Linked DNA regions of Homo sapiens: region 2 is linked to region 1. A link is an interaction called in ENCODE POLR2A ChIA-PET data of the cell type or tissue named here. Cell type or tissue: MCF 10A. All regions are shown on one strand.

What was found. ChIA-PET counts read pairs that join two places held together with the same protein. Peaks named below come from ENCODE experiments on the same cell type or tissue, not always from the same donor. Only the 100,000 strongest peaks of a DNase experiment are listed, where the experiment ranks them.
Region 2: POLR2A ChIA-PET joins it to region 1 with 16 read pairs; 3 of 35 experiments call an interaction of 5 or more read pairs at or near these places.

Annotation. Positions count from the first base shown.
Region 1 is chr19:16,730,210-16,738,209 of GRCh38, reverse strand. It overlaps NWD1 (NACHT and WD repeat domain containing 1), which reads right to left. Exons shown (of 19, transcript NM_001007525.5): 3 at 6,932-7,018; 4 at 1,460-1,576. The coding sequence starts at 7,012. Among named protein-coding and RNA genes, the nearest start is that of NWD1, 14 kb to the right of the region's middle. In MCF 10A, no CTCF peak of the experiment used is centred here; a DNase peak (open chromatin) is centred at 4,069.
Region 2 is chr19:16,917,217-16,925,216 of GRCh38, reverse strand. CPAMD8 (C3 and PZP like alpha-2-macroglobulin domain containing 8) reads left to right here. Exons shown (of 42, transcript NM_015692.5): 26 at 1-21; 27 at 3,231-3,312. Among named protein-coding and RNA genes, the nearest start is that of F2RL3, 32 kb to the right of the region's middle. In MCF 10A, no CTCF peak of the experiment used is centred here; DNase peaks (open chromatin) are centred at 3,846 and 4,246.

The DNA of each region.
Region 1 (8,000 bases):
AGTCAATACTTTTGGCTTTACAGGCCAGATGGTCTCTGTCAGAACGACTAAACTCTGCCATTATAGCTTGAAAGCAGGGCTAAACAATGTGTAAACAAGTGGACATGGCTGTGTGCCAATAAAGCTTTACTTACAAAGACAGGCAGCAGGCCACACTTGCCTTTCAGGCTATAGCTTGTTGGCCTCTGCTCTAGAATTTCTTTTCTTTTCTTTTCTTTTCTTTTCTTTTCTTTTCTTTTCTTTTCGAGATAGAGTCTTGCTCTGTCGCCCAGGCTGGAGTACAGTGGCATGATCTCGGCTCACTGCAACCTCTGCCTCCCAGGTTCAAGCAATTCTCCTGCCTCAGCCTCCCAAGTAGCTGGGATTACAGGCACGTGCCACCATGCCCAGCTAATTTTTTAGTAGATATGGGACTTCACTATGTTGCCCAGGCTGGTCTCAATCTCCTGACTTCATGATCCACCCACCTTGGCCTCCCAAAGTGCTGGGATTACAGGTGTGAGCCACCACGCCCGGCCCCCTGCTCTAGAATTTCTAAGGAAAATGTGATCGTTCTTGGATGTATCTGGAACTCGATGTAATAAATTAGGACTCAGGCCAGCCTGGGCAACATAGCAAGACCCATCTCAAAAAAAAAAAAAAACTTAAAACTAGACCAGGTGCATTGGCTTATGCCTGTAATCCCAGAACTTTGGGAGGCCAAGGTGGGAGGATCACTTGTGCCTAGGAGTTCAAGACCAGCCTGGGCAACATAGTGAGACCCCATATTTCCAAAAAAATACTAGCCAACTGTGGCGGCACACACCTGTAGTCCCAGCTACTTGGGAGAACAAGGCAGGGAGATCAGAAGCCCAGGAGTTCAAGGCTGTAGTGAGCCATGATCTTGCCACTGCACTCTAGCCTGGGCTTTTTTGAGACTCTGTCTCAAAAAAGAAAAAGAAAAAAGACTCAGGAATATCATTCAATTTTAATAGCCAAAACCATTAATTGTGGACTGGAGATTGATTTTTTGATAGAAGGGGTGCAATTGGAAGAGAGAGGGGAGAAGTCCCCACGACCTGAAACCAGTGGGCACATGGAGGAAAAAAAATATCCCAAGACCCTGTGGGTTTCCACCTTTTCCATGGCTTTCCAGGATCCCAAAGTTCTATAGACATAAAGTGGAGGGGGTGGGGAAGGTGGGAGAAAGTCCAGATCAAATTCCAAGATTCCTTCTGGCTTCAACATTCTACTCTCCAAGCCACCTGCTGCTTCCATTTGACTGCTAATGTCTGGATCCCATTCAGCTCTGCAGAAAGAGTTCTGTGATTGATTAGTAATGTCTGCCACAGGCAGGCCATAGGGATAAGGTACGAAAGCAGAAACGGTACCTACTTCCCTCTGCTGATCAGTTTGTCTAGAAAGCAGGGGGCATATCCTGGAGGAGTAAGAGCTAACCCATTCCTCCCAAGACACTCACAACAAAAGCTGGCCCTATGGATGTTTTCCAACACCGGTCAACCTCCTCCAAGCAGAGTTCTGTGGTCAAGTGGTCAGTGGCTTCAATGTTCCGAATACCCCACCTCAGATCAACGACCTGGGAAATAGAAACACAAGTTTGTCAGAGAGGTGGCATGACAGGTGATTTGTTTTTTCAATCCCTTTTGACAAAGCAGAAAGTTTCTTTCAAAAATTTTTGACAGCCTCTTCCTGTAGGGGGATGTCTGGATTAAAAGAACTTGAACCAAATTCATAACCTCAGTATAATCATGAGAAAAATAACAGACAGACCCAGACTAGAGGGAAGGGCGTTCTTCAAGATGCCCTGCCAGTCAAAGCCAAGCATGGTGGTGGGCACCTGTAGTCCCAGCTACTCGGGAGGCTGAGGTAGGAGGATCAATTGAGCCCACAAGGCAGAGGTTGCAGTGAGCTCTTATTGTACTACTGCATGCCAGCCTGGACAGCAGAGCCAGGCTCTGTCAAAAGAAAGAGAGAGAGGAAGGTAGGAAGGAAGGAAGGAAAGAAGGAAGGAAGGAAAGAAGGAAAGAAGGAAAGAAAAAGACTGCCAAGGTCATGAGAAATAAGGTGACTGAGAAATTGACACAGACCAGAGGAGACTAGGGCAATAAGACAACGAAATGCAATGGGGTACCCTGGATGGGGTTCTTCACCAGAAAAGACTTAGATAGAAGAGCTGGCAACATTTGAATAAAGTCAGGAGGTTAACAGTCATGTACCAATGTTGATTTATCTTTTTTTTTTTTTTTGAGTTGGAGTCCTGCTATGTCACCCAGGCTAGAGTGCAGTGGCGCAATCTTGTCTCACTGGAAAATCCTTCCTTCCTTCCTTCCTTCCTTCCTTCCTCCTTCCTTCCTTCCTTCCTTCCTTCCTTCCTTCCTTCTTTCCTTCCTTCCTTCCTTCCTTCCTTCCTTCCTTCCAGTGGCATGATCTTGGCTCATTGTAAATTTTGCCTAATGGGTTCAAGCGATTCTTATGCCTCAGTCTCCTGAGTAGCTGGAACTACAGGCGCACACCACCATGCCTGGCTAATTTTTTGTATTTTTAGTAGAGATAAGGTTTCACCATATTGGCCAGGCTGGTCTCGAACTCTTGACCTCAGGTGATCCACCCACCTCGGCTTCCCAAAATGCTGGGATTACAGGCATGAGCCACTGCCCCCAGACTGATTTCTTTCTTTCTTTCTTTCTTTTTTTTTTTGGTCAGGGGGACAGAGTCTTGCTCTGTCACCCAGGCTGGAGCTTAGTGGTGCACTCTCAGCTCACCACAACCTCCGCCTCCCGAGTTCAAGCAATTCTCCTGCCTCAGCCTCCCGAGTAGCTGGGATTACAGGCGTGCACCACCACGCCTGGCTAATTTTTTTGTATCTTTATTAGAGATAAAGTTTTGCTATGTTGGCCAGGCTGGTCTCAAACTCCTGATCTCAAGTGAACTGTCTGCCTCAGCCTCCCAAAATGTTAGGATTACAGGCACGAGCTACTGCACCTGTCCTCAAAGTTCATTTCATAGTTGTAACAACATAGTTGGTTGTGCTGTGGTTAGGTAAAACGTTAGGAGACACAGAGTGTGGGGTGTATGGGAACTCCGTACTGTCCATGCGTTTCCTGTAAGCCTAAATTCCAAATTCAGAAGTTTATTTATAAACATTTAGTCGGGCACGGTGGCATGTGCCTATAATCCCAGCTACTCTGGAGGCTGAAGCATGAGGATTGCTTGAACCCAGGAGTTCAAGACCAGGTTGGGCAATGTAGCAAGACCTCATCTCTAAAAAAATAAAAATTAAGAAATAAAAAAGCAAGTTAATTAAAATAAAAAAATTAGAACAGAGGCAGGGCAAAGTGGCTTACCCCTATAATCCCAGCACTATGGGAGGCTGAGGGAGGAGGATCTCTTGAGGCCGGGAGTTTGAGACCAGCCTGAACAATATAGGGAGACATTGTGTCTACAATAAATAAATAAATAAATAAATAAATAAATAGCCAGGTGTAGTGGTGTGTGCCTGTAGTCTCAGATACTTGAGAGGCTGAGACAGGAGGATCACCTGAGCCCAGAAAGCTGCAGTGAGCTGTGATTGCATGCCTGCACTCCAGCCTGGGTGACAGAGCGACACCCTGTTGCAAGAAAAACAGAAAAAGAAAAAAGAAAAAAAAAAAGAAAGAAAATCTTTTTTTTTTTTTTGAGATGGAGTCTTGCTCTATCACCCAGGCTGGAGTGCAGTGGCGCAATCTTGGCTCACTGCAAGCTCCGCCTCCCGGGTTCACGCCATTCTCCTGCCTCAGCCTCCGGAGTAGCTGGGACTACATGCCCGGCTAATTTTTTGCATTTTTTAGTAGAGATGGGGTTTCACCGTGTTAGCCAGGATGGTCTCAATCTCCTGACCTCGTGATCTGCCTGTCTCGGCCTCCCAGAGTGCTGGGATTACAGGCATGAGCCACCTCGCCCTGACAGAAAAGCTTTTTTAAAAAAGGAACTTGGCCATTTTCAAACTGTTGCTTTGAAAGCAAGGACGTGTCCACACTTGTTCACAAAGCTTTCCTTGCAAAGGAGGGTGTTTAGTTTGGCCAGCACTGGACGTACCAAGGTCTCCTTGGCAACCGCACGCTTGCAGTTCATTTGTGCCTGCTCGCCATGGGGAGGCTGGGCAGAACAGCTCAGTTCAGGTAGGCAAAGCTGACCCTGTGGAAGGCTGGGGTGACAGGGAGACAAAGACAACTCGGAACAGTCCCTGCCTCCCTGAATTCTTTAGCACCGAGAGAAAGACACATAGATTCTTAAGACAAGTGGTGAGAGGCCAGCAGTACTCAATGTGACTGGAGGAAGAAAGGGGGAGGAACAATGAGTTAGAGGAGCAGGAAAGGAAAAGGGGTCAGGAGCCAGCCTCTGGAAGGAGCTTGTGCTTCTGGAGGGACCGCCGTCTCCCGATGTGCGTGTGGAGGATGTTGACAGCATCCGCGTCAGAGGACGGGCATGGGCATTAAACAGAAAAGCTTGACCATTTCATCAGCTCTCAGTGCTGATGCTTCCATAGTGCCTTTGACATTGAACTATGTCTCATGATCAATGGTGGGCAGAGTGGAATTTCCAGCACTGCTTCTTTCTTAGTAATAAATATACAAACCATAACGATCATGCATCTTTTTCCTTTTCTTTTCTTTTTTACCCAAAGAGCCACTTGATTTTTTTTTTTTTTTTGAGACAGAATCTCATTCTGTTGCCTAGGCTGGAGTGCAGTGGCGTTATCTCGGCTCACTGCAACCACCACCTCCCAGGTTCAAGCAATTCTCCTGCCCCAGCCTCCCGAGTAGCTGGGATTACAGGTGCGTGTCACCACATCTGGGTAATTTTTGTATTTTTAGTAGAGAGGGGGTTTCACCATGTTGGCCAGGCTGGTCTCGAACTCCTGGCCTCAGGTGATCTACCCGCCTTGGCCTCCCAAAGTGCTGGGATTACAGGCATGAGCCACTTCGCCCGGCCCAGATTTTTTTTTTTTTAAAGACAGCATCCCAATCTGGCACCCAGGCTAGAGTGCAGTGGCTCCATCACAGCTCACTGCAGCCTCAAACTCCTGGGTTCAAGTGATCCTCCCACCTCAGCCTCCCCAGTAGCTGGGACTACAGGTGGGCGTCACCACACCCAGCTCATTTTTTTAATTTTATAGAGACGGGATCTTGTTATATTACCCAGACCGGTATCAAACTCCTGGCCTCCAGCAATCCTCCTGCCTTGGCCTCCCAAAGCACTGGGAATACAGGTGTTAGCCACTGTGCCCGGCCTCATCTTTTAACCAAATGGGACTTTGGTGCAATGAATCATTCTCATAAGCAGCAAGGAGGCAGCCCTCAAGTTAAGCTGAGACTCCAAAGATGTTCATCAGTTTCCACAGGGAAATGTGCAGGCAGAAACATCCCCGGTTAGCCAGGGATAGCGCTGCATGTCTGTAGTTTCAGCTCCTCAGAAGGCTGAGACAGGAGGATCCCTTGAGCCCAGAAGCTCAAGGTTGCAGTGAGCTGTGAGATCACACCACTGCACTTTTTCACTTTTTCTTTTTTTTTTTTTTTGAGATGAAGTCTTGCTCTGTCATCCACTGGACCTCATCTGAAAAAAAAAAAAAAATTCCCTAGCCAGGGATTGGTACAAGGAGACAGCATTAGGGGCTCCTACTGTTTTGGGACTGTGCCAAACAGGTACACCATCAGCGTTCTAGAAAAAGGCATGTCCAACCTCCATGCCCATCCCCCATATCGCAAAGCCCTCTTATACTCCTCCTGAAGCCCAGTACGAAGAGGGCCAGGAAGCTCTGAAGGCAAGACAAAAACAGCAGCAACAACAACAGACAGTTAAATGACATGTCCAAGGTCACACTGCAAGGGACACAGCGATGAATCTGTGTTCAAAAGCATTCACTCCTACTCACTTTTCTACACCACCTGCCATGCTAACCAAGCACGGTGCACATGGCTGTAACCCCTCCATCTGCCTTTTTTTTTTTTTTTTTTGAGACGGAGTCTCACTCTGTCACCCAGGCTGGAGTACAGTGGCTTGATCTCAGCTCACTGCAATCTCTGCTTCCCAAGTTCTGGCGATTCTCCTGCCTCAGCCTCCTGAGTAGCTGGGACTACAGGCATGAGCCACCACGCCCGGCTAATTTTTATATTTTTAGTAGAGACAGAGTTTCATCATGTTGCCTAGGCTAGTCTCGAGTTTCTGACCTCAAGCGATCTGCCCGCCTTTGCCTCCCAAAGTGCTGGGATTACAGGTGTCAGCCACCGCGCCCAGTCCCACCTGCCTTTTTATAGTCCCAAGGATTTTTATCTCCAGGGCCAGATCTCCAGGACCAACTACAGAATCTACGGGGCTCGGTGCAAAAAGAACATGTGGGACCTTTGTTTAAAAATCACTGTGAATTTTAAAACTCAACAGTAAAGCATTAAAAGAGTATGGATAGAGGGGCGTGGTGGCGGGCACCTGTAATCCCAGCTACTCAGGAGGCTGAGGCGAGAGAATCGCTTGAACCCTGGAGGCCAAGGTTGCAGTGAGCTGAGATTGCACCATTGCACTCCAGCCTGGGTGGCAGAGCGAGACTCTGTCTCAAAAAAAAAAAAGCATGGGGCTGGGCTCAGTGGCTCACGCCTGTAATCCCAGCATTTTGGGAGGCCGAGGCGGGCAGATCACAAGGTCAAGAGATCAAGACCATCCTGGCCAACATGGTGAAACCCCGTCTCTACTAAAAATACAAAAATTAGCTGGGCGTGGTGGCGCACGCCTGTAGTCCCAGCTACTCAGGAGGCTGAGGCAGGAGAATCGCTTGAACCCGGGAGGCAGAGGTTGCAGTGAGCCGAGATCGCACCACTGCACTCCAGCCTGGCGACAGAGCAAGAACTACGTGTCAAAAAAAAATAAAAAAAGCATGGAGCCCGGAGTGACTTCCAGTTACCTCAAACATCAAGCCGTGCCTCTGGCAGAAGGTCTGGCACTTCAGGGTAGGCAGTGCTCTGCAGGGCTTCCCTCTCTGCATCCATATCTGCAAGGAAGGGCATGGAGGGTATTAGTGGAAAGGACTCAGAACTCTTCCCAGCCTCATAGCTCTGCTTTTATTTTATTGATTTACTTTTGTCTTTTTTCCCCTTTTTTGTGGAGAATGGGATCTCGCTATGTTGCCCAGGCTGGTCTCGAGTTCCTGGCCTCAAGAGATTCTCTCTCCTCTGCCTCCCAAAGTGTTGGGATTACAGGCGTGAGCCACTGCGCCTGGCCTGCGGCTAAAGCCTCATCTGCTGCCACCATCTCAAAAAAAAAAAAAAAAAGAAAGAAAGAAAAATAAAAAAAATCGCAATAGGCAGTTATTTTATTTATTTTGTGGAGTCTCCTTATGTTTCCTAGGCTGGTCTTGAACTCCTGGACTCAAGCCATCTTCCCACCTCAGCCTCCCAAAGTGTTGGGATTACAGACATGAGCCACCATACCCAGCCCTGTATATATTTTTAAAAAAATGTTTTTTAAGGGACAGGTCTCACTCCATCACCCAGGCTGGAGGGCAGTGGTGCAATCATAGCTCACTGTAACCTCAAACTCCTAGCATCAGTCAATCCTCCCACCTCAGCCTCCTGAGTAGCTGGGATTATAGAGGGGCACCACCACAGCCATATATATTTTTTTAAATTTTTTGTAGAGAAGGAGTCTCACTATGTTTTCTAGGCTGGCCTCAGACTCCTAGGCTCAAGCAATCCAATTGCTTTGGCCTCTCAAAGCACTGGGATTACAGGAGTGAGCCACTGTGACCAGTGGATTATATCTTGTTTGCCATTGTACCCCTTATGCTTAACCAAGGGGCACAATAAATAAATACATAAATAGATTTTGGGTTTTTTTTTTGTTTTTTTGTTAGTTTGTTTTTTGAGACGAAGTCTTACTCTGTCACCAGGCTGGAGTGCAGTGGCGTGATCTCAGCTCACTGCAACCTCTGCCTCCTGGGTTCAAGCAATTCCCCTGCCTCAGCCTCCCAAGTA
Region 2 (8,000 bases), 190 kb before region 1:
CCACCGACTACCTAGTACAAGGTATTGGGGAAGAAGTGCCTGGGTTGAGGTGGGAGCAAGGGAGGCAGGTTCAGCCTTCAGTGGAGAAGACCACGCTGGAGGTGGCCCACACACCAGGTGCAGCAAAGGGGAGGAAGTGGGCAAAAGAGGCCATTCAGGGTGGCCCTGATCTTGTCACTGTCAGCAGGAGCCTGATGTCTGTGGCTGTTAGGATGAGATGGTGCTGTTCAGATACAGGGAGAGGAAAAGCATCTTTTTAAAGTGTGGATTTTTTTACAACAATAATAATATAACAGCATTATTAAAAATAACATTTAGAAAATAAAAGAGAAGGCCAGGCACAGTGGCTGATGCCTGTAATCCCAACACTTTGGGAGGCCGAGGCAGGAGGATTACTTGAGCCCAGGAGTTTGAGACAAGCCTGGGCAACAAAGCAAGACCCCGGTCTCTACAAAAAATAAAAAAAATGTTAGCCAGACATGGTGGCACACCCCTGTAGTCCCAGCTGCTCAGGAGGCTGAGGCAGGAGGATCACTTGGGCCCAGGAGTTGGAGGCTGCAGTGAACTGTGATTGTGCCACTGCACTCCAGCCAGGGTGACAGAGTGAGACCCCAACTGTAAAAAATAAAAAAGAATAAAGAAGAAGAAACAGTCAGGGGTTGCTCTAGGCTGAAAGTCTGGCATCTTGAAGGCTGATCATGGACAGCTAGGAAGGCCAAGTCCACTGAGGCCAGGTCCTGGGGGCTCAGATTAGCACTTGTGAGGGTCTGGGAGATGGGTGGACACCAGCTGGTGGATCCATCCAGGCTCAGGTCCTTAAACACCACCCAGAGTTGAATGAGCCCTCCTCGTGAATAACAGCCTGTACCTCCAGGGGACAGCCGGACCCTGTGTGCATCCAGCCAACTCGCAGTTCAGACTCAACAAACCCCAAATCAACCCCCGCCATCTTCCCCCCAAACCCACTTGTGTTCATTTCCTAAAACTGCCACAACAAAATGCCACAAACCGGGTGGCTTAGAACGACAGAAATGTGTCATCTCCTCATAGTTCTGGAGGCCAAAAGTCAAAAATAAAGGTGTCCGCAGAGCTGGTTCCTACTGGTGGCTCTGAGGGAGACTGTCCCAGGCCTCTCTCCTGGCGTCTGCTGGCTCCAGGAGTTCCTTGGCTTATAGACTGATCAGCCTGCTCTGTGCCTTCACAATCACATGGCTGTCACCTCTGTGACTAATTCCCTTTCTTTTCTTTTTTTTTTTTGTAAGAGCTAGGGTCTCGCTCTGTCACCCAGGCCGGAGTGCAATGGTGCGATCATAGCTCACTGCAGACTTGAACTCCTGGGCTCAAGTGAGCCTCCCACCTCAGCCTCCTGAGTAGCTGGGACTACAGGTGTGCACCACCATGCCCAGCCAATTCTTTGTAAAGATGGGGTTCCGCTATGTTGTCCAGGCTGGTCTTGAACTCCCGGCCTCAAGTGATCCTCTCACCTTGGCCTCCCAAAGTGCTGGGATTCCAGGTGCAAGCCACGATGCCCGGCCTCTCTTTTCTCTTACAAGGATGCCTGTCATTGGATTTAGGGCCCATCCTAAATAAATCCAAGATGCTCTCATCTGGAGATCCTAACCTTAATGACATCTGTAAAGATCTTTTATTTCCAGTAAGGTCCCATTTTTGGGTTCCAAGTGGATGTGAATTTGGGAGGACCCACCCAGTACAGAATTTCTTTGGTCACCGGTCCTGTCTCTGTGGACACAGCCCTGTCCTTCCTGAGGCTCAGACCACACACAGTGGTGCCCTCAGATTCGTCCTTCTTTCCCTCACAGGCTGTGTCTGGCTGAGTAGCTCTGCCTTCACCCCAGGAAGGCTCCCCACCTCTGTCGCCGCCACTGGGTCCAAACTCATCATTGCACACTGGGAGGGTTCCCCGTCCCCAGCTTTCTGTCCAGACCCTACGGTCCACTGGCTCTATATGTCTCCTCACACTCTTCTCCTACTCACACGCCACCCATGGCTCCCTATGCCCTTGCAGGAAAACCACACTCCCAGCCCAGCCTTGGAGGCCCTGTGGCCCACCGGCCTCTCACCTCACCCCCTCGTTCCCTGCTCCGTTCCCTGTCCCCGGCACCACCAGTTCTCTGAGCTTCCCAAGCTCTCGCCCCAGCAGTTGGAGCAGCCCCCACGCCTGGGGACAGAGGGCTGTGGGGGACAGAGGGCGCTGCCCCAAGATGGTGGTTTTGCTGACCTCCTGGGAGTGACCGAAGGCCAGTGTGTGACCAGTAGTCACGAAGGGGCAATGTCAGTAAACAAGATGAATGAGTTGGAGGTTACAGCCACCCTAGATGTAGTGTGGGGCAGTTTCAAGGACCTCAGATGTGGTGTGAGGTAGTTCCAGGGATCCCCGATGTGATGTGGAGCAGTTTCAGGGACCCCCAATGTGGTATAGGGTAGTTTCAAGGACCCCAGATGTGGTGTGGAGCAGTTTCAGGAACCCCAGATGTGTGGAGCAGTTTCAGAGACCCCAGATGTGGTGTGGGGCAGTTCCAGGGACCTCAGATGTAGTGTGGAGCAGTTCCAGGGACTCCACATGTGGTATGAGGCAGTTTCAAGAACTCTAGATGTGATGTGGAGCAGTTTCGGGGACCCCAGATGTGCTGTGGGTATGGGGCAGTTTCAAGAACCCCAGATGTGGTGTGGAGCAGTTTCAGGGACCCCAGATGTAGTGTGGGGCAGTTTCAGGGACCCCAGGTGTGGTGTGGAGCAGTTCCAGGGACTCCAGATGTGGAATGAGACAGTTTCAAGAACCCTAGATGTGATGTGGGGCAGTTTCAGGGACCCCAGATGTGGTGCGCTGCGGTTCCAGGGACTCCAGATGTAGTATGAGGCAGTTTCAAGAACCCCAGATGTGGTGTGGGGCAGTTTCAGGGACCCCAGATGTGACACAGGGCAGTTTCAGTGAGCCCAGATGTGGTGTGGAGCAGTTTTAGGGACTCCAAATGTGGTATAAAGCAGTTTCAAGAACCCCACATGTGGTATGGGGCAGTTTCAGGGACCCCAGATGTGAGTGTATGGCAGTTTCAAGGACTCCAGATGTGATTCGAGGCAATTCCAGGGACCCCACATGTGGTGTGGCTTCGGAGATCCGGGGTAGGGGACGGCAGAGTGGTGTAGGTCCCTGGGGGCGGGCCTGGGCCAGGCCACTCAACAGGACAGGGTCCTCTCTGCTTGCCCCACAGGCTACCAGCGCCAGCTGACCTACAAGCGCCAGGATGGCTCCTACAGCGCGTTTGGGGAGCGGGACGCATCGGGGAGCATGTGGTGAGTCCCCACCGCCCTGGGCATTGCCTCTGAGGCTCCCCGCCCGACGCCATGGCCTCACATCCAATGCAGTGTGACCAGATCACTTGGCGCCTGATCCCCGGATGACAGGGAACACAGCTGGGAAGTAAAGACTGTGGTGGTCCCAGCTCCAGAGATGGAGGTTGGGGCTTGGGGCCAGTGCAGAGCTGGTGATCGTAACCATTCCTGTTTCTGCTGCTGTTACCACAGTGAGCAAGACTCCATGCCCTGCTCTCTGGCCCCTTGGGAGTGAGCCCTGGATGCCCTGGGCTTCCTCAAGCTCCCAGGACTCAGGAATAGCGGTGACTGGAGCAGGAGGAGATGGCAGGGCAGAGGGGTCAGAGGCCAGACCAGCACCTTGAGGCTGGGGTGTGCTGTGTGCAGGAGCAGCCTGGGATCTTGTTTCTGTGGTAACTGCAGGGAGGAGACCAGGGCAGGGAGGGCCCCTGGGAGGCCGGGCACACCTGGGTCTTGTTTTCCTGATATCCTCAGGCTATTGCAGTTCTTGGCATCATCATGGGGTTCACCTGAGACTGTGAGTCACTTTCCAACTCCTGTACCCATCGCCGGACTCCTTCTCGGAGATTGCCACCCTGGTAGTGCCGACAGCAGCTGTGAGCGTGGAAACTGCCCTGTCTTTAGTCCAACAGAGTGTCCACTGCACAGTCACAGTGCCAGGATCCCAGGGAGTGGGGACATGTGGCTGAGTACTTCCTGCCATGGGCAGCATCACTTACCTAGCTCCAGAGGGGCCCAGGGTTGGCGACTCACCCAGCCTCCCCCAGCCCCAGGAGCTCATCCACACTGTCCCAGCTCTAGTCCCAGGGCCCTGCCTTGCCGACAGCTGATAACGCAAGGCCCCAATCACGTCTTAGCAAGCAGAGGCCCCGCCCACCCCAGGGACAGCTAAAGCCACTGAGTCACTCTCCAAAAGCTGGCTGAGCCCCAGCAGCCCCTAGGAGGCCTCCACCAGCCAGGATTAGCAAGTTGTGACGCATTGGACCTTTTTTTTTTTTTTTTTTTTTTTTGAGATAGAGTCTAACTCTGTTCCCCAGGCTGGAGTGCAGTGGTGCAATCTTGGGTCACTGCAACCTCCATCTCCTAGGTTCAAGCAATTCTCCTGCCTCAGCCTCCTGAGTAGCTAGGATTACAGGTGTGCACCATCATGCCCAGCTAATTTTTGTATTTTTAGTAGGGACGGGGTTTCACCATGTTGGCCAGGCTGGTCTCAAACTCCTGACCTCAGATGATCCGCCTGCCTTGGCCTCCTAAAGTGCTGGGATTACAGGCGTGAGCCACCGTGCCCGGCCTAGACACTCAGTGTGCACACACCTCCTCAGCATCTTCCGGGGATTAAACTCTCAGCATGAGCAAGAAAAATCAAATTTCCTTTTTGTTTTTTTTGAGACGGAGTCTCGCTCTGTCACCCAGGCTGGAGTGCAGTGGCGCCATCTCGGCACACTGCAAGCTCCGCCCCCTGGGTTCACGCCATTCTCCTGCCTCAGCCTCCCGAGTAGCTGGGAATACAGGCGCCCGCCACCACGCCTGGCTACTTTTTTTGTATTTTTAATAGAGACGGGGTTTCACCGTGTTAGCCAGGATGGTCTCGATCTTCTGACCTTGTGATCCGCCCGCCTCGGCCTCCCAAAGTGCTGGGATTACAGGCGTGAGCCACCGCGCATGGCTGAAAAATCAAATTTCACTGTGTGCATGGAAGTCAGCAGCTTCCAGGTCCCCTCTCACCTCCTGAAACATTCCTGTTGGTCTCCAAACATGGACGTCTTCCTGGGGACCCTGTAGGACAAGGAGGCAGTGAGCGCAGGGCAGTGGCAGCAGCACCCACCCCGAAGCTGGACAAACCTCAGCTCTGTCTCATGTGAGCTGTGTGGCCTTAGACCCGATGATCAACCTCTCTGAGCCTGTTTCCTTACCACACATCCCTCTAAGAACCTGGATCCATGGGATAAGCATGTGGTACACTCAGTGCAGTGCCGTCCTGTTAGCACCTCCCCTAACTACTTACCATAAGGCTCCAAGATCCTGCCAGGGAGCCTGAAAACTTGGGATCTGTTCTAGATGGGTTCCCTTATACTCAACGCACATTCATTCATTTATTCATTGAGTGAGCTAGGCTCTGGTCTTCATCCTGGGGGAAAAAGGAACACATGGTTCCTACCTCCAGGTCCTCGCTGCCCAGTGCAGGAGAAAGACCCTGTGAGAGATGCAATAGTTATCCACTGCTGTGTAACAAGTGACCCCAAATGTAGCCATTTAAAACAACAAACGTATTATCTCTATTTATTATGTATTAATTCTTATGGATCAGGAATTCAGGAGCAGCTTAGCTGGGTGTTTCTGCCTGGGGATCTTTGCTGAGGTTGCAGTCAAGGTGTTGGCTGTTGCTGTCTTCATCTGAAGGCTCTACTGGGGCTGGAAGATTTGTTTCCAAATTGGCTCCCTCACATGGCTGTTGGCAGGAGGCCTCAGTTGCTCACCACATGGACTTCTCCATAGGGACTACTTGAGTGTTCTTACAACATGGCGGCTGGCTTCCTCTCACAGTGAGCAATTCAAGAGAGAAAGCGGGAAGGATGCCATAGCGCCTTTTGTTACTTGGTCTTACAAGTCAGGCTGTTACTTCTGCCTCATTCTATTCTATTCCTTTTTTTTTTTCTTTTTTTGAGATGGGGTCTCACCCTATCACCCAAGCTGGAGTTCAGTGGTATAATCTCGGCTCACTGCAACCTCCACCTCCTGGGTTCAAGCAATTCTCCTGCCTCAGCCTCCTGAGTAGCTGGGACTATAGGCACCTGCCACCATGCCTGGCTAATTTTTGTATTTTTAATAGAGACAGGATTTCACCATGTTGCCCAGGCTGGTCTCGAATTCCTGACCTCAGGTGATCTGCCCACCTCAGCCTCCCAAAGTGCTGAGATTACAGGTGTGAGCCACCGTGCCTGGGCTCCAAGATGCTTTTAGTGCCAACCTCATGCTCAAGGGAAATGTTCATTGGAGCATTTCAGATTTTTTGCATTTGGGATGCCCAAGTATACAGGTAGCCCTCCGTATCTGTGAGTTCCACAGGATTCAATCAACTACAGATCGAAACTATTCAGAAAAAAAAAAAAAAAAAAAAGTCTGGGTGTGATGGCACGTGCCTGTCATCCCTGCACTTTGGGGAAGCTGAATCGGGAAGATTGTTTGAGGCCAGGAGTCGGAGACCAGCCTGAGAAACATGGCAAGACCTCATCTCGGCAAAAATGTTAAAAATAAGCTGGGCGTGGTGGTACATGCCTTAGTCCCAACTACTGGGGAGGCTGAGGTGGGAGGATCCCTTGAGCCCAGAAGTTCAAGGCTGCAGTGAGCTATGATTGTGCCACTGCACTCCAGCCTGGGTGACAGAGCAAAACTCCATCTCTTAAAAAAAAAAAAAAAAAAAAAGTTTTAAAAATTCCACAAAGTTCCAAAAACGAAAAGTTGAATTTGCTGCATGCTGAGTACAATATTGAATTCATGCAAATGAAGTGACATGTGGGCATTGTATTAGGTGTTCTAAGTAATCAAGACATGCTTTAAAGTACACAGGAGGGGCCGGGCGCTGTGGCTCACGCTTGGAATCCCAGCACTTTGGGAGGCCAAGGTAGGCGGATCACCTGAGGTCAGGAGTTCGAGACCAGCCTGGCCAACATGGCGAAACCCCGTCTCTACTCAAAATACTAAAATTAGCTGGGCATGGTGGTGGGCGTCTGTAGTCCCAGCTACTCGGGAGGCTGAGGCAGGAGAATTGCTTGAACCTGGAGGCAGAGATTGCAGTGAGCCGAGATTGTGCCACTGCACTCCAGCCTGGGCAACAGGGTGAGACTGTGTCTCAAAAATAAAAATAAAAAATAAAGTTCACGGGAGGATATGTGTCGGTTATATGCAACTACTACACACTCGTATATCGGGGACTTGAGCATCAGTGGATTTCGGTATCCTTGGGGGTCCTGGAACCAGTCCCCTACAGATACCAAGAGATTCCCGTAAATGCAAATATTCCAAAATCCAAATTCAAAATCTGAAACACTTCTGGTTCCAAGCATTTCAGATAACAGATAGTCATTAGACTTTACTTTTTATTATTTATTTTAACTAATTTTTTTTGAGACAAGATCTCGCTCTGTTTCCCAGGCTAGAGTGCGGTGGCACAATCAGGGCTCACAGCAGCCTTGATTTTCTGGGCTCAAGCAATTTTTCCGCCTCAGCCCCGCAAGCAGCTGGGACCACAGGCATGCACTACCATGCCCAGCTAATTTTTTTGAATTTCAGTAGAGACCAGGTGTTGCTGTGTTGCCCAGGCTGGTCTCAAGCTCCTGGCCTCAGCCGATCCTCCACCTCTGCCTCCCAAACACTGCTGGCATGAGCCACCTCGCCCGGCCATAGATCTTACTTTTTAGAAGAGTTCTAGGTTTCCAGAAAAATTGAGTAAATAGAACAGAGTTCCCATACACCTCTACACCCCCATACACAGCTTCCCATGTGATAGGCATCTTGTATTAGTGTGCTGTATTTGTTACAATTGATGGACCGGCATCAAAACGTTATGAACTAAGGTTCATAATCTACATTAGAGTTCACTCACACACTCATTTTTTATTTATTTGTGTGTTTGTTTATGAATAACAGGG